2 separate regions of the Homo sapiens genome follow, and region 1 is linked to region 2. A link is an interaction called in ENCODE POLR2A ChIA-PET data of the cell type or tissue named here. Cell type or tissue: MCF 10A. All regions are shown on one strand. Each heading gives the region's core, and the rest is flanking DNA. Links, peaks and the distances in the headings are about the cores only.

Evidence for each region. Peaks named below come from ENCODE experiments on the same cell type or tissue, not always from the same donor. Only the 100,000 strongest peaks of a DNase experiment are listed, where the experiment ranks them.
Region 1: POLR2A ChIA-PET joins it to region 2 with 5 read pairs; 4 of 35 experiments call an interaction of 5 or more read pairs at or near these places.

What each region holds. Positions count from the first base shown.
Region 1 is chr20:23,444,515-23,454,413 of GRCh38, reverse strand. CSTL1 (cystatin like 1) reads right to left here. Exons shown (of 4, transcript NM_138283.1): 4 at 9,484-9,643. The coding sequence ends at 9,536. It overlaps CST11 (cystatin 11), which reads left to right and starts at 1,538. Exons shown (of 3, transcript NM_130794.2): 1 at 1,538-1,830; 2 at 2,494-2,598; 3 at 3,825-4,002. The coding sequence starts at 1,603. The coding sequence ends at 3,908. RefSeq lists silencers at 7,522-7,621, 7,642-7,701. In MCF 10A, for the core only: a CTCF peak has its summit at 7,636 (motif pointing right); DNase peaks (open chromatin) are centred at 7,633 and 8,633.
Region 2 is chr20:23,579,798-23,589,986 of GRCh38, reverse strand. It overlaps the pseudogene CST9LP2. Among named protein-coding and RNA genes, the nearest start is that of CST9L, 16 kb to the right of the region's middle. RefSeq lists an enhancer at 1-454. In MCF 10A, for the core only: no CTCF peak of the experiment used is centred there; a DNase peak (open chromatin) is centred at 6,256.

The sequences.
Region 1 (9,899 bases), core at 4,896-9,895, 140 kb after region 2:
GTGGGGGGGTGTGTCTATGTGTGTTGTGTGTGTGTTTCAGTGTGAGTGTGGGTGTGTACATGTAGGTGTGTGTGTATGTTGTGTGTCTGTGTGTTTCAGTGTGAGTGTGGGTGTGTAATGTAGGTGTGTGTATCTGTGTGTTGTGTGTCTGTGTGTTTCAATGTGAGTGTGGGCATGTACGTGTAGGTGTGTGTTGTGTGTCTATATGTTTCAGTGTGAGTGTCATTGTGTATGTGTAGATGTGTGTGTAGTATGTGTGTTTCAGTGTGAGTGTGGTTGTGTACATGTAGGTGCGTGTGTCTCTGTGTGTTGTGTGTGTGTTTCAGTGTGTATGTGTGCATGTGTGGCGGTATGTGTGTGTGTTGTGCATCTGTGTTTTTCACTGTGAATGTGGATGTATACATGTAGGTGTGTGTGTCTGTATATTTCAGTGTGAGTGTGGATAGGTATGTGTCTCTGTGTGTTGTGTGTCTGTGTTTCAGTGTGAGTGTGACTGTGTGTGTAGGTATGTGTATGTGTTGTGTGTCCGTGTGTTCGGGTGTGAATGTGGCTATGCAGCAAGTGTGTCTGTGAGGGAAGGCTGAGCAGGGGTGTCAGGAAAGAGGCCCTGGCTTCCTGGTTCCTGGCATCCCCTGGAGGCACATGAGGAAGCCTCGAAACAGGCGTTGGGTGTGCCCAGGGCTCCTCCCCGGGTTCCCACACAGGAGCCATCACTGCACATTTTTATATCGCATCTTCCCAAAAGACACCATAACAGGCCTTCTAGGAATCGAACATAACCGCACTAAGCCTGCATTCTGTGTGCCGTGGGACACAAGCTCCAGCCTCCACCCACCAGTGGCTTCTTCCTTCTCTAACTGGCAGCCAAGTCTGGGGACTCCCATCAGGTCCCCAGGATGGGACCTTTAGGAGACCAGAATGTCCAACCAGAAAGCTCCCTGTGTCTCACACCTGAAGCTTCCTCGCCACTGCCTCCTCCTCCAAAACATGCAAGTCCAGCGGAGGCCACTCTAGGACTTGTCGGTACTGGGGAATCGTCGGTGTCAGAGTTGACTCTCCCTCCCTTCACACCTTTCTGTAGGGTGCCTCTGCTCCTTTGTCCTCTAAGGGAGGGGATTTTCCAGAACTCGTCTCCAGGAACCAGGCTGGGGGAGAGTGGCTTCCGGTGCAGGCGGCCCCTCCCCACAGTGCCCACCCCCCACTGCTCACCTATGAATGCGCCAGTCCTGGCATCCAATCTCCCCGTGTCTCCAGCAGCTACCATCCTCCAGGACTCCCAGGGGCCCTCGCCTGGCTCCCACCAAGACAATGCTGGGTCCACAGAAGCCTGTGTGTTGCTGAGGGAGCAGCCCCTCAAAAGAGAAAATGTGTGTGTTATCCTGTGTGTGTGTGGCATGAACTTATGCAAAAACCATTGCACAGTCTCTTGCTGCTCTCCCCTCGAGTTCAGCTGCTGATGAAGGGGGAGGAGGAGGAGAGGAGAGCTGTGGGTGTCCACCACCAGCTGCTCTTAAATCCTGCCAGGGCAGGTAGGGTCAGTGTGATTCGACTTGTCCCTGAGGAGTACAGAGAACACTCTTCCTGTTCCTCTGCAGCTGAAGGATGATGGCTGAGCCCTGGCAGGCCCTACAGCTCCTGTTGGCCATTCTATTGACTCTGATGGCCCTCCCCTACCAAGCAAGGAAGAAAACCTTTCTAAGCGTCCATGAAGTGATGGCAGTAGAAAACTATGCGAAGGACAGCTTGCAGTGGATCACCGACCAGTATAACAAGGAAAGTGATGACAAGTACCACTTCAGGATCTTCCGAGTCCTTAAAGTCCAGAGGCAGGTGAGTGTATGACTTCCCGCCTCTCCCCAGGCCTGATACGCCCACATCGGGTGGCCACTGGTGTCAGGAATAGTCCCACTCAAGGGAAATTCAACCTTGCTTAGCTTGATGTGAGCACTTTAAGAGAAGCATAAATTCACTAGGGTGATGAAATTAAGGCACTTAAACAAAACCCAGGACCAGGGATCCTCAGCACATTACATCCCAAGGGCCAAAACTGCCTGCCGCCCACTTTTGTAAGTCGTGTTCTTGTGACCTAGCCATGAGCATGCCTGTGCTTTGTCTGCCACTGCTTGCTGCTGCCACACTCATGCCGAACTGAGTAGTTACAGAGACCACATGGCCAATAAAACGTAAGATGTTTACTATGTAGCCCTTTACGGAAAAAGTTTACAGACCCCTATCCAGAATCACTAGCGTCACTTGCATTACCCAAGGGATAGATTTGCCCAGGGGGAAAGTTCATGTTTCTGATGGTTTCTGGTTAATTCTCTTGGAATGACAAAAACAATCATGAGTCAAATAGAGGAGAGAGGAGCCCGCTAATCCGCCTAGGACCAGCTCCTTGCCCTTGGACGTGGGGTAGCGGAGCCCCCAGGCACAGAAACCGCAGACAGGGGAGAAGGGGACAAGCTGTGCCTCCCCCACGCCTGGCGCCCACAGGTCACTGACCACCTGGAGTATCACCTGAATGTGGAAATGCAGTGGACCACCTGCCAAAAGCCAGAGACCACGAACTGTGTCCCCCAGGAAAGGGAGCTTCACAAGGTATTGGGTAAAAGCACTTTAACGTAGACAGAAGTCCTTTTCAGTGAGGTTTTTCTGTGGCTTTAGAATGAGTTGGGAAGAATTAATTGGAATTTACTCAAGCTGGCTTGAAAAGAATGCATGGGTAACACCTCCTTCCTCAGAGAGGGAAAGCAAAGGTGGAGACAGCCGAGATGCTGCTCCTTTGTTGCTGGAAGGAGTGTGAGGAGGCTGAACATGTCCAGAGAGAGGAGTTGAGGTGGCCGAGCTGCAGGGGCACACTCTGGGGCGAGGGAAGCAGACAATTCCTAATATTTAAGCAGCCTGTGGGAGGGACCTGTCAGGTGCGCTGACTGAATACCTCAGAGTCAACATGACAAGGCCGCGCAAGTGCTGGGCTCCTGTCCTCTCTCATTTCATCCAGCCATGTTCATCCAGGGGGAGGAGGAGGTGAGGAAACAAGTTCAGAAATGATTTGACTGGTGGGTGAGGGTGGATGAGGGGCACAAACTTGCATGCGTGTGCTCTGCTGGGAAGCCACCACCCCCGAAGGCAGCTCCAGCTCCAACAGGCCTTCATCCCACCTGGCACTGGCCCATCTGTGGGAGATGGTGCAATGGACAGATGGATGAAGAAATGAAGCAAGGCTGCATGCACTGAGGGAGAGGAAGCAAAGTCAGGAAGTAAAGATGGATGGGTGGATGGAAGGAGGGATAAATGGAAGAATGAATGGAGATGGATGAGGGATGAATGGAAGGATGGATGAATGGGTTGATGGGTCGACAGATGGGTAAATGGATGGATGGGGGATGGACTGAAGGATAAATGGATGGACAAATGGATGGATGGACATATGGGTAGATGAATGGAGGGATAAATAGATGGTTGGAAGAATGGGTGGATGAATAAATGGAGCCAAGAGAGGACAAATAAGGGAAGAAGTGAAGTTTAAAAAAATGAGTAAAAATGAAGAGGGAAAAAAGAATCAGCAGTACCCATGGTGAATATGGGCTGCGCAGACACTTTATTTCTAAATATCTTGTTTGATATTTATTTTGATTTCAGCCGCTTGATAGTAACATTGCTGGGATCATTCCAGAAAATGTCCTTCTGTTTGTGGTCAAATAGGATTGTAGGGGTGGAGAGGTGGTAGCCTTTTCTCCATCTTCGTGTCTTACATCCTCTTCCTTCTCCTTTTAAATTTCACCTGGCGTCTTTTAAAATATTGCCTTTGTTTTTTGTTTTAGCAAGTCAACTGCTTCTTCTCAGTGTTTGCTGTACCCTGGTTTGAACAGTACAAAATTTTGAACAAAAGCTGCAGCAGTGACTAGGTGTCCTGGAGTGTACAACTGCGGCCACTGCATGTGAGAGAATCCTGCAATGGGCAATAATCCTTAATATAGGCAATAAATGTTTGTCAACATATTCTCTTAAGATCGTGATTCCACTTTTTTTCTTTTTCTTTTTATCCAAATTCTTCAGCTCATAGTAATAATCTGAAAGTCTGCTGGGCCAGGGCAGTTTGGGGGTCCAAATGAGGTGACCTACATTATTCCTGACCTTATCACCTATGCCTTCATGGTAGCAGAACTTCAATTTCATTCTCATATCAGGCAAGATTTTAAGATTCTTTAGATTTTAAAATAGTATGGAGAAACTGAGAAGCAGAATAAGGAGAGGGAAGAAGCTCAAAGCAACTGAACAGCCAAGAGACATTTGCAAGTATGGCCTGTGATGGCACGTCTGAGGGGCCCAATGAAGATCACCCTCTCTCCTTACCTAAAGTGTGAAATAAGAAGAAATCACCAAAGAACTAAGAAAGACAAGGCCTTTGCTACTGATATGATAACCAGGTTGAGAGATGTGCCTTATTTTTGCAAGCAAGTGCACTTTCTAATTGCAAACTCCAGAATTAGACTTCTGCCCCCTTGCACGAGCAACACTGGACCAAACCAGGTCTGTCTATAAATAAATTCCTCTCCTAGAGGAGCAAAGGGACATATGTGCCCCCCGTGAAGGAGGCAGACCTGGTGACAATGCCCAGTTCATTCTTCCCAAACAGACCAGTCAGATTAATCCCAGCAGGAGAGGAAGTCCTGAGGACAGGGAGAAGCCAGGAGTCCTCTGTTCAAGGGGCTTTCTTTCCACAGAAGGCACAGCAGCCACGGGAGGAAGCATCCCCCAACTCCGCAGCCTGATTCAAGGTCTCAGATGATGTCACCGGGCTTACCCCACTCCACTTCCTCCTCCATGTGGTTGCAGGGAGGCTGCCAGCAGCTCAATGGGTTAGGTGTGTCCTCCTTCACATCCAGTAAGAAAGGGAGGAAGATCTTGTTCCCAAGAGCTCAAGCAAAAGCCTTGGGTTTAATACAACAGGTGAGGTCTAGGGACACCATAGCAAACACACACACATATACACACACACATACACACACACACATACACACGGCATTACAGCATTCATTTCCCTGCGGGGAGAGGGAGTTGGGGTATTTATCCAACAGTTCAGTTCCCATCAGTATTGGCTCTTAGGGGGCATGAATTCCCTAGTACCTCTGGCCTGAGGCAGCTCCAGGGCAGAGTAAGCGGCAGAGACGGTGCACAAATAAAAGGGCACAGGGAAGTCAAGCTGGCATGCACAGAAAGTGTGAGATTTGAGAGACTATAGGCAGAGCACCAACAGGAGAGCTCCTGCATGTGTGAACTGTGAGCTGAGATGCACGTCAGCAACACCAGTTCTCACCAAGATGGGATTGGCTTTGAAAGAACAAATAATTTATTTTTGGCTTTTACTCTCCCTGTTGAAGTGCTGGAATGCCCAGAACCCTGTTTCAGCGGGGCCCAGGTGGGGTTTCCCTCCGCCAACTGCCTGGGATGATGCTAACCTACAATGTCTTCATCTTTAACTGAGAATAACAGTACCTACTCCTTGAGGCAGTTGTAAAGATTGATGATGATAATGCATATAAATTGCTTAACACAGTGCCTAACACGAAGCAGGCATTCAAATAAATATTAACCATTAGGAAGAATGCTGGCAGTGGCAGTGGTAGTAATTTAATACCAGTCAACAGTCAACACTTTTCTGACATTTTTTGCTATGGTGTCCCCAAGGCAGGCATTACTATTTTTGGGGAGATTAAAAAGAGAAGGTGGAACATTTATGCCCATTAATCTCTTGGATTTCTCAGCCAACGTTGTGGGGGCTTTCTTTGAAGTTTTTTAAAAAATTAGTATATATTTCCAGGAAGTTACAAAGGTAGTAGAGAGAAGTCCTCTGTGTCCTTCCTCTAGTTTCCCCTAATGGTTACATCTTATCACATCACAGAAAAATATCACAATTAGGAAGCCAACATTGGTACTGTGTGTGTGCCATTTAGTCACACGTGTACATTCGTGTAACCAGCACCATGCTCAAGACACAGCACTGCTCCATCGCCGGAGAGCTCTGCTGTGCTGCCTCCCTGTACTCAGCCAGGGCCTGGGTGCCCACTCCTGTCTCAATGCTGGCTCAGGCCCACCATTCCTGTTTGCTAGTTATGAAAGCAAGGTGAGCGGGTGGGGTGGGAGAGTTCACTTTAAAAAATTCAAAGTAATGCCATAAAGTTTGGTAAAACATTATAAAAAGAATAGAGTGTCAATATGAAATTGTGTTTAAAGAGATAGAAATACACATTGGGTAGAGTGTGCACTGCTCAGGTGAGAGGTGTGCCAAAATCTCAGAAATCACCACAGAAGATGTTATCTATGTAACCAAACAGCACCTGTTCCCAAAAACCCATTGAAATAAAATAATAATAACAATAATAATAATAAGAGATGACTCTAAAGTTGGAAAGCAAAAAAAAGATAGAAATAGTACAATTAGACCATATAAATAAAAGATGTTCAAAAAGTAAGAACTTAGAGGTTGAACAAGATTTAAATCGATAAGTAAGTAACATTAGAAAAACAAATTAGGTAAAAAACAAACAATGTTTAAAAGTCTTGAGCAAAAAATAGCTAAAGGCTAAACATAAGCACATCCTATTACCAACTAACTCTTAGGCATATATCCAATAGAAACACATGTATGTGGCCAGGCACGGTGGCTCATGCCTGTAATCCCAGCACTTTGGGAGGCCGAGGCGGGTGGATCGCCTGAGGTCAGGTGTTTGAGACCAGCCTGGCCAACATGGTGAAACCCCATCTCTACTAAAAATACAAAAACATTTAGCTGGGCATGGTGGCAGGCACCTGTAATCCCAGCTACTTGGGAGGCTGAGGCAGGAGAATCACTTGAACCTGGGAGGCAGAGCCAAGATCGTGCCACTGCACTGCGGCCTGGGCAACAAGAGTGGAACTCTGTCTCACAAAAAAAAAAAAAAAAGAAAAAGAAAAGAAAAGAAGTACATGTAATGTGTCCAGCATTAGACAGGCACACTCACGCTTGTTAATAGCTATTGTTCTTAGAAGCTGAAAACGACCCAAAAGTACATTATCAGTACAATAGATAAATTGTGGTATATTTACACAAAGCAATTCTATACAATAAAGAAAGTGAACTATAACTACACACGACCACACGGATGTATTGAATTCAAGAAGCCAGAAACAAAAGAATATATATTGTATGACTCCATTTCTAAAAATGCAACCAACAAGCTGTGTTAAGTTAGGATGTTAGAATCTGGACAGAGGCTGCCTTTGGAGGCTCTTCATCTATAAAGTGGAGAAAAAGTTGCCATTTCGTAGGGTGGTCATGATGATCAAATAGGATAATGTGGGCAGCAGGCCAGTGCTGGTCACCCAGTCAGCCCTCAATTAGCTTAGATTTGCAGGACTGGGTGCTTTCTGGCCTTTTTGTTTTTGTGACGTTTGTGGGGAGGTTGTTTTTGTGGGGTTTTTTGCGCAGGAATTCCACCTCCTTTAACTCTCTTCCTCCATCCTCTCTTCTCCCTCAGGCCTTGCTGTCAAGTTTGAGGTTCTTGCTCTATGTTTATTCTTCCCCTTTAGCAATACTCCCTCAAGTTGCCATTATGACCAGCTGGTGGCGCTGGTGCCTGGGAAGAGGCTGAATGGTCAAGTGGTACAATAGGCACACTGTCAGCCATTGTCTGTGGCTATTAGACCATTTCTGGTCTAACATGCACCTTCTCTAATCGACTGTCAGCCAGAGAAGAGGAGAAAACACAGGTCTTATTTAAGCAGCCATCAGAACATGGGAGGCTCAATGACTCAGTGTGCAGAAATGAGTTCGCACGGCCCGCCTGAACTGCTGTCCTTAGAAAGGCTGCTTGCAGGCTGGGCGCAGTGGCTCACGCTTGTCATCCCAGCACTTTGGGAGGCGGAGGCGGGTGGATCACCAGGTCAGGAGATCAAGACTATCCTGGCCAACATGGTGAAACCCTGTCTCTACTAAAAATACAAAAAAATTAGCTGGGCGTGGCAGTGCACGCCTGTAGTCCCAGCTACTAGGGAGGCTGAGGCAGAAGAATTGGTTGAACCTGGGAGGCGGAGACTGCAGTGAGCCAAGATCGTGCCACGGCACTCCAGCCTGGCGACAGAGCGAGACTTCGTCTCAAAAAAAAGAAAAAAAAAAAAGAAAGAAAGGCTGCTTGCAAGGCTGGCCTTGGATGGAGTTTGAGAACTTGGAGGGTCAACAGTTCCCTACACTGATAGAAAACTTTTCCTGCATGAGAAGAGGGCCTCAGTGTGTTTACATTCTCTGTACAGCAGTGAGGTTGACATTGAACCCCTGCTATCCTCTGGGAGTCTGGAATTTTGGCACGTGCCAGGCAGAGACTACCTTCATGACCAGTCCCCGGTAAAAACCCTGGCTGCTGGGTCTTAAGGAGCTTCCTTGTGACACATACTGCCACAGCTCACTTCTGGGGGAATTGAGCGTGCTCTGTGTGACGGCACCGAGAGAGAACTCTGGAAGCTCCTGGCTGGTTTTCTCCTGACCTAGCGCCATGCACCTTTTGCCTTTGCTGGTTTTGCCCTGTGTCCCATTGCTGTCATATCACAGCCATGAGAATGACTCTAGGCTAAGTCCTGTGAGTCCTCTAGTGAGTCACTCAATGTGAATTTGGTATTGGGAATCTCAGACACACTCACAAAAATGTGTGTGAGTCACAGTGTTGTGTGTGTGCTGGGAAGAAATAGGGCTCCCCACACTAGGGTCAGAGCTCAGGGACATGCTAAATTCAGAAAAGCCATAGAGATGTGGGGTGGCGTAGAAAGAATGATGAGGTTTCCCCAATGATTATGAACATTCTGTTCTAATTGCATCAGCTGGGTGGGTGCGGTAGCTCACGCCTATAATCCCAACACTTTGGGAGACTGAGGCAGGAGGATTACTTGAGCCCAGGAGTCCATGACCAGCCTAGGCAAGAAAGGGAGATATTGTCTCCACAAAAAAAGTGTTTTAAAAAATTAGCTGGACAAAGCGGTGTGCACCTGTAATCTCAGCTACTTGGGAGGCTAAGGTGAAAGAATCACTTGAGCCCGGGGAAGTCAAGGCTTCAGTGAGCTCCACTTTAGCGGAGGCTTCAGTGATTGCGCCACTTCTCTCCAGCCTGGGCAACAGAGCAAGACTGTGTCTCAAAAAAAAAAAAAAAAAAGAAAGAAAGAAAGGAAAAGAAAGAAAAGATTGCACCAACCCCTGAAGACCACTGAATGTGTGTGCGAGTGAGTGTGCATGTGCTTGACATGTAGGAGTGAGTGGGTGGGCGGGTGGATGAGTGTGTGAGGCTGTTAAAGTGAATGTGCATGTATGTGAGTGGTGAGAGTGTGAGGGTGTCGTGAGTATGAGCATTGTGTGTGTGGGTTGTGAAGGTAAGTATGTGCAAGTGTGTGTACGTGTACACTCTGTGTGTGCATGTGTGTGTGTGCATGTGTAATAAGACCCCAATGAGGGAGACATGATCCTTTACAGTTTAATAACAGCCAGTGCACAACTCAATCATATGAGCCCTCATCTGAGGTTTCTGCCCACATGCTCGGCCTCCAGACAGGAATTGTTCCAGAGCTGGAAATAGTTTATCCAGGGCATGGTGTATATCAAAGACTCGCAAATTAAACTCTGTAGAAGAAGAAAGAAAACAGACTTTGGGGGAAGTATTTTTCAAAGGCAAGCAACAGGCACCTGTTCCCCAGGTCTCTCCCTGTGGCTGCTCATGAACCCCATGGGCAGAGAGGGGAGCTGCCCACAGTCAAGGGTAGAAACAGAAAGGAGTGCCAGTCTGGAACAGGAATGTCACCCTGTCTTCCCCCTACCCAGCCACTTGGGACCCACAGCAGGTGAACCTGGAGTCTATGGCCTGGCCGGACCCTGTCAT
Region 2 (10,189 bases), core at 3,267-8,266:
GAGGCAGTCTGCCCGTTCTCAGATCTCCAGCTGCGTGCTGGGAGAACCACTGCTCTCTTCAAAGCTGTCAGACAGGGACATTTAAGTCTGCAGAGGTTACTGCTGTCTTTTTGTTTGTCTGTGCCCTGCCCCCAGAGGTGGAGCCTACAGAGGCAGGCAGGCCTCCTTGAGCTGTGGTGGGCTCCACCCAGTTCGAGCTTCCTGGTGCTTTGTTTACCTAATCAAGCCTGGGCAATGGCGGGCGCCCCTCCCCCAGCCTCGCTGCCGCCTTGCAGTTTGATCTCAGACTGCTGTGCTAGCAATCAGCGAGATTCCGTGGGCGTAGGACCCTCCGAGCCAGGTGTGGGATATAGTCTCGTGGTGTGCCGTTTTTTAAGCCGGTCTGAAAAGCGCAATATTCGGGTGGGAGTGACCCGATTTTCCAGGTGCGTCCGTCACCCCTTTCTTTGACTCGGAAAGGGAACTCCCTGACCCCTTGCGCTTCCCAGGTGAGGCGATGCCTCGCCCTGCTTCGGCTCGCGCACGGTGCGCGCACCCACTGGCCTGCGCCCACTGTCTGGCACTCCCTAGTGAGATGAACCCGGTACCTCAGATGGAAATGCAGAAATCACCCGTCTTCTGCATCGCTCACGCTGGGAGCTGTAGACCGGAGCTGTTCCTATTCGGCCATCTTGGCTCGAGAGTCCTATCCAGAGATTCTTAGTCTCTTCTGGGAATTGGTGGAAGTCACCCAGACACAAGACACAGAGCTAGAACCACCGACAGCTGGGATGTGGTCCCTGTGAATATATACTGACAGCCACTTCTCCTCCTCAGGATCCACCTCATCTGCCTTTGCTCTGTCTCGAGAAGAGAGGCACAGGAAGTGTGGAAGTCCCTACCCAAGTTTTCCACATTGTTGTTACTTTGTGTTCAGTCCTATAATGTCCCCAGGGCTATGTTTCATCCCTGACACACTGGGAAAGGTGAGGAATATGTCCAGATGTCTCCCTAGCAGACAAGGAAGTGGTTGCAGTACAGAATAAGGAAGTGCATATCTAACACATTTTTGAACAGATTTATATTTAGTATTCTCTTCTACTATTTCATTTGATTTCAGCTGTAGCCATTTGAAGGCAGCCAAGCAAAAATTGTCATCTCCATGTAAATGAGGCAGAGACAGAGGATGAGGGACTAGGAGATGGAGGATGCAGACCTGGATGAGAACTCACATTTCCAGAGAAGGAGGAAACTTGTGACACTACACTACAATCTATGCTCCTTTTCCTTCCTGGGGCTGAGGCCCAGGGATGCTACTGACTAGGTGTTCCCAGCATGTCCCTGGCTTGGCCTCTGGCACAGGATTTACTTGCAGACCCACCTTGTGACCATACACAGCATTCATGGCTGCGATTCCCTGATTCTTCACTATAAAAATTCCAGAAAGAGAAGTGACCAGGAGGCCAACTTCAGGAGTAGGAATTGATGGTAAGTGTGAGAGAGGAGAGATCTTTCCAAAGCAACAGAGCCCTCAATGCTAGCCCTGTCTGCATGCAAAATCCAAGCACGCAGTTCAAGTCATGCACTGCTTTGAACCCTGGAGATATATTTGTAGCCAGGAAAAATCCTATATTTCGTGAATATTCCTTTCTAGGAGGTATAGAAAACTGTTAAAAGACCCACACATGTAACTTGAGTCAGGCAGGAATTAGTGCATCCTCCCAAGGGCCAGTGCCTTGGAGTGGGCTCCTCTCCCCTTGCTTCATGAAGGAGGGAGCCAGGACAACCCCCACAGTGGGCTCACTCCCCATGAGACCCTGTCCTGGGAGCTGCCTCAGAAATAGTTCTTGAATGAAATGAGTGGGGTGGATTGTTTGGAAGACACTTGTTGGAATCACTGTGGATAAAGCACCTCCTCTGAGCTTCCTTCTGCTGATGGAGTCAGGGTCAAGAGAAGGACCAAGGGTGGGAGCAGACAGGGGAGGTGGTGGGAGGGTCTCAGAGGAAAATCTGCTCAAGTCTGGAGCAAGGCACGGCAGGGCTGTGTGGGTTCCAGAGGCCAGATGGGACAAAGTGCAGCAGCTGTGCCTACCTCAGTGCTGGCAGGCCGCAGGGAGGTCTCCAGGCCTGGCTCTCCCCTCTGCTTTGCCTGAACGCCTATGATCGAGGGGCCACCCTCCCAGCACATCTATGGAGGACAAGTCCCAAGACGATGGTCCAAACGCACCACAGGTCTTGTGTTGGGTCCCCCCAGGCTGACCCTGAAACACAGACTGGTGGGTGCAGGTAGTTTATTTGGAGGTGATCCCAGGGGACACATGTGAGAAAGGGAGACAGAGAAGGGGAAACGCAAGGTGTCTGTTATCAATGGGTCACACTGGGGCCGGGGGTGTTTATTCTGCTGGGGAGCTCTGAGAACCATGTGACATGCACCTCTGAATTGGATGCCCAGAGGCTGGGAGACTGGGACATTCACCTGCCTCCCTCCTGAAGAAGGAGTGTGACTCTCAGACTTGACCTTTCCCACACCACAGGGGTGTACCTGCTCTGCTGGAGGAGCTCCAATTACACGGAGAAAGCCACTAGCCAATCTGGGCACGTCGCAGGTGCATGAGTTGGGAGCTACCCATGTACTGGTACTTGGGATACCAGCGGCAGCTGCACTCAGAAGGCCTGTTAGGTCAGGGGTTGGCAACCATGACCCGAGGGCCAAAAGCAGCCCAGTCTGCTTGTCTCCATGTGTAGACAAAGTCTTGTTGGGACACGACTGCTCTTATTTGTTTATGCACTGTCTATGCTTCTTTCAACATACAAAGGCAGTGCTGGGTAGCTGAGAAAGTGACTATAAGCCTACAAAGACCAAAATAGTTACTCCTTAAATTTTTACAGAGAATGCATGCCGAAGCCTGATCTGGGAGATGTGGACAGGGTGTCCACAGCTGCTGGCTATTCTCAGCTAACACATTAGGTATACATGCACTCTGAGCATTAGTGCAAATGTCACATGGGCTGTGTGGGATTCCCGAGTCCCTGTCCTGCTCCATGTGCACATCCCGTGCGCTGGGAGGCCACCCTCACTGCCCCTCTGCAGCCTGCAAGGGGCCCTGAGATGGCGGCTCAGACGCACCTTAGCTGTGCCTCTGGAAGCCACTCAGGAGGCCCAACAGGGAATAAAAACTTACCCCTGAGAGCCCACGAGGCTGCCCTGCTGAGAATAACTCCATCAACTGCCCAGGCCCCTCTCTCCAGGACACTAGCACACAAAGCTTCTGGAAATGCTGATGTTTAATGACCTATATTCTACATGAGGAACCTGGAGAAGTGTGGAATTTACTTTGACAGCATCTGCATGCCCCGTCATGAATCCAAGGGAATTGTAAATTGAAAAGAACAAACAAATATGGAGCTGGTCAGCTACAGCAGAGCCACCTTTGGAGAACTGCCAGTGTCCACAGAGGTGAGGGCAGCCTGAGCCTGGGCCTGTGGGTGAGAAGCAATCAGGGGAACCCCTCTGAGCAGGTCTTGTTCAGGAGCTCACACTGCATTACCCAGGGCTGGGTCCTAAAAGTGAAGAAGCAGGTGAGCATCTGGGAGGGAAAGCATGGGCGAGGCACTGGGGACAGGGGGCTCAGGAAGCTCATGGCTCCCACTCTGAGCAAAGGATCAATATCCACCTTGCACATTTCCCAAGCTGTCAGTTGAATGCGGCTCTCATCCTCATGTGGGGCCATCCAGCCCCACTCCTGGGACATTTCTTAGCTGCTTCCAGATCTGGGGCTCCCTCTTCACTCAAGGTAACCTGTGTTAGGACCCACTTCCCAGACAGTGGCCTCCTGGGACTCCACAGGCTGGCCTGTGTGATTCATACCCCCAAGAGCACAAAAGTCACTTTGTCTCCCCAGAGCTGCTCTCAGATGTAGGCCAATGTTTAACCTATTAGTTAATCCTTTGATGAGGGGGCCCACCTGTCCTAGGTAGGCTGTCCCCAGAGCTGGGCTTCCCCTTGTCCCCTGTCCCTATCCTCTGGAGCAGGCATTACAGCTCAGCAGGGGCCAGGGCAGGACGAGGGAGGGAGGGCAGTGGGGTCCCTCCTCAGCCTCCACCTGCCTCAGGCTCTGGATTAGGGGAGGGGGACCCTGAGAACTGCACACTCAGAAAGAGGTGATATTGGATCCCCACCACGCTCTTTCTTCAGAAGGCAGACGAAGACTGGGGAGGAAGACCAGAGAGGAAACAGCCTCTACTCAGGCTTAGGAGACTGGGACCCCAGGCGGACAAGAGCAGTCTGAAGGCCATGTGCCCTGGGTACAGGCCACTGCAGTGGCATGACAGGGCAGAGTCAGGAAACTCAGATTGGCCGGGAGCCTACAAGTGGACCCGTGGCTGCCTTCCCCTCTGCACTCCCCACTAAGGCAAAAGCAGGGCAGCCTGGTAGAGGCTGCTGCAGGCTAACTCCTCTAAGTCTCTTTGTCAGCTGCACCTGTGCCCATACCACACCCTATGTGGCATCCACAGCTGTGTCCAGGAGGGAAGATGTTGCCCTGTCTTACATCGTTCAGCTCTGTGCTTTCTTGGAAAGGGCAGTTATCAATGTTGTCTTCAAATTTCCCACACCTAGTTCTCCCCAGCAGTAGCTCCATTGAGAATACGGTCTTGGACTCTATCTAATGTACAGAGAGATTACAGTGAACACGCCCCTCTTTCTGCACCTAAATACCTGAAAGTGAAGATGCTGTCATTGTAGGGAGAGGCCCAAACATGCTACTGCATTAGGGAGCTCACTCATGGGCCTGGCATCAGTTCACTGGAGGTAAAATCTGGGGAACCTTCTCCAGATTAAGGAATTAAGAGCAAAGAGCAGGTGTGTATGGTGGGTCCTGGGGCAGACACAGGCTGAGTCAGACCCCACTAATGTATCCCCTGTCTCCAGCTTCACCTCCACCTCTCCCACGATGAGACACAGCTTCACTCTCAGCAGGCATCTGATCCTGCAACTGCATTCCCAGAGGATGGCGCCACATGCCCGGGAGGGTGTTGGATCTCCAAGAGTTTTCAGGGTAACCTCAGCCCTGGGACAGAGGGAGCCTCATCTACAGCATATTGTCAAAACTTTCACCTGACCTCCAGCAAGAAAAATGACACACAGTGCTCCCATTACACACAGGCACACATCCTTGGGACAATGGCTTCAAGAAATAACATCTGCCCCATTGCAAAATGCACTTTGAAATTTTCCTTGCTCTTCTTTCCACTCAATTCTATTTCTTTCCATTCCATATCCTCCTTCCTCATTCATACATTCTTATCAAACCCCACACTGACTCAGGGACTGCCAGATTCAGGAAGCCACGTGGAAGGCTCCAGCCCAGAGAGCAGGGGGCAGAGAACCAGCCAGGGCATTGCACAGAGTCTTTCCAGAGGCTTAAGCTCTGTGCAGGGTTGGAGTCCCTCTGCCCTTCTTGCAGGATCTTAGTGCTGAAGGAGGAAGAGCAATCCGACTTCTCCCTCCTAACCAAAAGTGCTCCATTGGGAGATCATTTTCATTGTCCATACCTGCAGCCCAGATAAACAGTGCATTCCTGATTGCATTCTGTAGTGACTTGATTAAAAGAAAATCATTTAGGATTGAAAGCTGTGGTCTGAGAAAGAGTGTAAAAAACCCTTCAGTTCATTAAGTGCAGACCCACCAAGGAGCTCAGAGCAGGTGGAAATCAGAGAAGAGGAACTGACCGCACAGCAGCCTCTCAGGACTGATGGGGGTTCCTTATTGCTTCTGAATCTGCATCTCTCACTCTCTCTCTCACTCTGTCTCCAGTTTTCCCATTTTTCTAAGTATCTGTTGTCATTTTATGTCTTTGACATAAAATTTGAAGTACTTCTCAATCTGTCTTTATGGACATTTTTAGTCCATATATTTTTTTTAACTCAGTAGCTTCATCTCTTTAGTAGTCCTTATTTTGAAGTCATTCTTCAGTTGAATGTCATAGAAAAGATGAAGATTGAAAAAATGTTTTAAGCACTATTAATTAGATTTGAATAAGTTCTTAGATGTTTCAAAGTAAAATGTTTTCTAAAAACTTAAAATTACTAAACTAGATATTATACCTTACTATACTATAGACCTCAAATTTTACCTTGTTATGGACTACAAATGATAAACCAGGACTCCTTAATTAGACACCACACCCCTATCCATTATTGGTAGCAAGTAAGGGAGGGCTGGGAAGGAAAGGATGTGGTTACCAACCTTCTTCCTCTAGGAACTCAGAACATGCACCAGCTTGTAGGCATATGAGTCCATGCTCTGCAGGTGGAATGTGTGTGACACACACATTCCACCATGGCAGGGAAGTATTCAGCCATGAGTATTTGGTCTACATTGTTCTTGTGTTTTTTGGCAGAGTCAGGAAAGAAGAGAGAGGAAAGGAAAAAGAGATAAAGAAATAAAAATATTAGTAATGAAAAAGGGCAGACCTCTAGAGACATAGAATATAAATTAATATGCATATGAAAACACCATGCACAGAAAATACATTTTAGACTAAACCTCCAATCATGATACATAAAATAATAAACTGATAAATTATTTCTTATCAAAATTAAAAGCTTTTGCTCAGTGAAAACCCATGTGAGGAGGATGGAAAGACAAACTACAGAGTGGGAGAAAATATTTGCAAATCATATATCCATCAGACAACTAGTATCTAGTATATGTAATAAACTCTCAAAACTCAACAGTAAAAAAGTTGGTTGTGGCACATGTTCTCATTCACAAGTAGGAATTGAACAATGAGAACACATGGACACAGGGAGAGGAACATCACACACCAGGGCCAGTCAGGGGGTGGGGGGCAAGGGGAGGGAGAACATTAGGACAAATACCTAATGCATGCAGGGTTTAAAACCTAGATGACGAGTTGATGGGTGCAGCAAACCACCATGGTACATGTATATCTGTGTAACAAAACTGTATGTTCTGCACGTGTATCACAGGACGTAAAGCATAATAAATAAATAAGAAAAACCAAATCCTGATTTTGAGATCTATCCATATTGTTACTTATAAACCTAATAAATTTATTTAAACAGCTAAAACAAAATCTGTGATGGATCATCATGGCAGACAGGAGACAGGACTAGATTACAGCTCTGAACAGAGCAGCGTGTGGAAGCTCACGCTGTGAATTCTAGCTCCAGATTGACTGCAAGAACAATCCAGCAATCCCAAGAGGATCCACAGACCCTCTCAAAGAAGCAAATTGCTCCTGCAGGACCCAGGAGACACCTCAAATACTATGAGTGCTCCAACTGCAAAAGTGGGAAAGGGAAACCCTCCTCTCTTGAACTCACACCCCCAATGGAGAAACTGAAGGTCTGTTGGTGAGATAAGTTTCCTACCTTACCTGGGGCTGAGTCAATTTAGAGAGCAGAGTGAAATACAGGGGTAGAGGAAGCAGCAGAAAGACCCTGGGAGCTTGTTGGGCCCCCCAAGTAGGACATTCCTGCCTGACACCACAGGGATCCACTGGGAAGACTGCCAGAAGAGTGGTGGGGCAAGACTCCATAGGAAGAAGGAAATCTCTAGCTGAACTGTGTAACAATTTGAATGGGTGAGAAGCCTCCTGGCCAGAACTCAGGAAAGGGTGCAAATCCGGTGTGTAGACTCCACAGGCAAGGGAAGAACCAAGCCCTTTTCTTTCACAGCCTGGAGGTGAGTAGCCTGGGGCAAGTTCTCAAGCTCATTTTGCCCACCACCTAGAAACAGACTTGGGGCTATTGTGGGGGTTACAGTGGGAGTGAGACCAGCCCTTCAGTTTGCGTGGGAGCTGGGTGAGGCCTGTGACTGCCGGCTTTCCCCCACTTCCCTGACAACCTGCATGACTCAGCAAAGGCAGCCAATAATCCTCCTAGGTACACAACTCCAGTGACCTGGGAGTCTAACCTCCATCCCCAACAGCAGCCGCAGCAAGACCCGCCCAAGGACAGTCTGAGCGCAGACACGCCTAGCCCCGCCCCCACCTGATGGCCCTTCCCTACCCACCCTGGTGGAGGAAGACAAAGGGCCTATACTCTTGGGAGTTCTAGGGCCCTGCCCACCGCTGGTCCCTCTCCACACTACTATAGCTGATGCTTTCTGGAAAGCGCCACCTCTCTGCAGATGGCCAATCAGCACAAAAATAGAGCATTAAACCACTAAATCTAACAACCCTCACAGAGTCCAATGTACCCCCACCCCCACCACTTCTACCAGAGCAGGTGATGATATCCACGGCTGAAAGACCCATAGACAGTTCACATCACAGGACTCTGTGTAGACAACCCCAGTACCAGCCCAGAGCTTGGTAGACTCGCTGGGTGGCTAGACCTAGAAGAGAGACAACAAACACTGCATTTCGGCTCACAGGAACAAACACTTCCCTCTTTTATGGGAAAAGAGGGGAGGGCTACATCAAGTGAACACCCTGTGGGACAAAATAATCTGGACAACAGCCATCAACCCTAGACCTTCCCTCTGATAGAGCCTACCCAAATGAGAAGAAATCAGAAAACCAACCCTGGTAATATGACAAAACAAGGCTCTTTAACACTCCCCCTAAAATCACACTAGTTCACCAGCAATGGATCCAAACTAAGAAGAAATACATGATTTATCTGAAAAAGAATTCTGGAATTCAGTTATTAAGCTAATTGGAAAGGCACCAGAGAAAAGAGAAGCCCAATGCAAGGAAATCCAAAAAACAATACAAGAAGTCAAGGGAGAAATATTCAAGAAAATAGATAGTTTAAAGAAAAAACAATAAAAGATTTTGGAAACTTTGGACACCCTCTTAGAAATGTGAAATGCTCTGGAAAGTCTCATCAACAAAATTAAACTAGTAGGAAAAAGAAATTCAGAGCTCGAAGAAAAGGTCTTAGAATTAACCCAATCCAACAAAGACACAGACAAAAGAATAAGAAAATATAAACAAACACTCCAAGAAGTCTGGGATAATGTTAAATGACCAAACCTAAGAATAATTGATGTTCCTGAGGAAGAAGAGAATTCTAAAAACTTGGAAAACATATTTTGGGGAATAATTGAGAAAAACTTCCCTGGCCTTCCTAGAAACCTAGACATCCAAATACAAGAAGCACAAATAACACCTAGGAAATTCATTATTCAAAAAAGATACTTGCACACGCATGTTTATAGCAGCACAATGCACAATTACAAAATAGTGGAACCAACCCAAATGCCCATCAATCAATAAGTGGATAAAGAAACTGTGGTATATATATGCAATAGAATATTACTCAGCGATAAAAAAGACTGAATTAACAGCATTTGCAGTGACCTGGATGAGATTGGAGACTATTTATTCTAAGTAAAGTAACTCAGGAATGGAAAACCCAACATCGTATGTTCTCACGGACATGTGGGAGCTCAGCTATGAGGACACAAAGGCATAAGAATGATACAATGGACTTTGGAGACTTGGGGGGAAGAGTGAGAAGGGGATGAGGGGTAAAACACTGCAAATATGGTGCAGTGTTTACTGCTCAGGTGATGGGTACACCAATATCTCACAAATCACCACTAAAGAACTTACTCATGTAACCAGATATCACCTGTACCCCAATAACTTATGGAAAAAATACAAAATATATATAAATAAAAAATAAAAAGAACTTAAGAGCTCAAAGACAGAGCTTTCAAATTAACCCAATCAGACAAGGACAAAAAAAAAATTAAAGAACAAGGCTTCAAGAAACTTTGGATTATATTAAGTGGCCAAACCTAAAAACTACTGGTGTTCCTGAAGAGGAGGAGAAATCTAAAAGTCTAGAAAACTTATTTGAGAGACTATGTGAAAAAAACTTACCTGCCCTTGCTAGAGATCTAGACATCCAAATACAAGAAGATAAAATAACACCTGAAAAAAATCATCACAAAAAGATTATCACCTAGCACATAGTCATCAGGTTATATAAAGTCAAGATGAAGGAAATAATCTTAAGAACTGTGACAAAAAGCCATCAGGTAACCAATAAAGGAAAACCTATCAGATTAACAGTAGATTTCTCAGCAGAAACCTTACATGCCAGAAGGCACTGGGGTCCTATCTTTAGCCTCCTGAAACAAAATAATTGTCAGCCAAGAATTTTGTATCCAAAAAACTAAGCTTCACAAATGAAGGAGAAATAAAATCTTTTTTGCATAAACAAATGC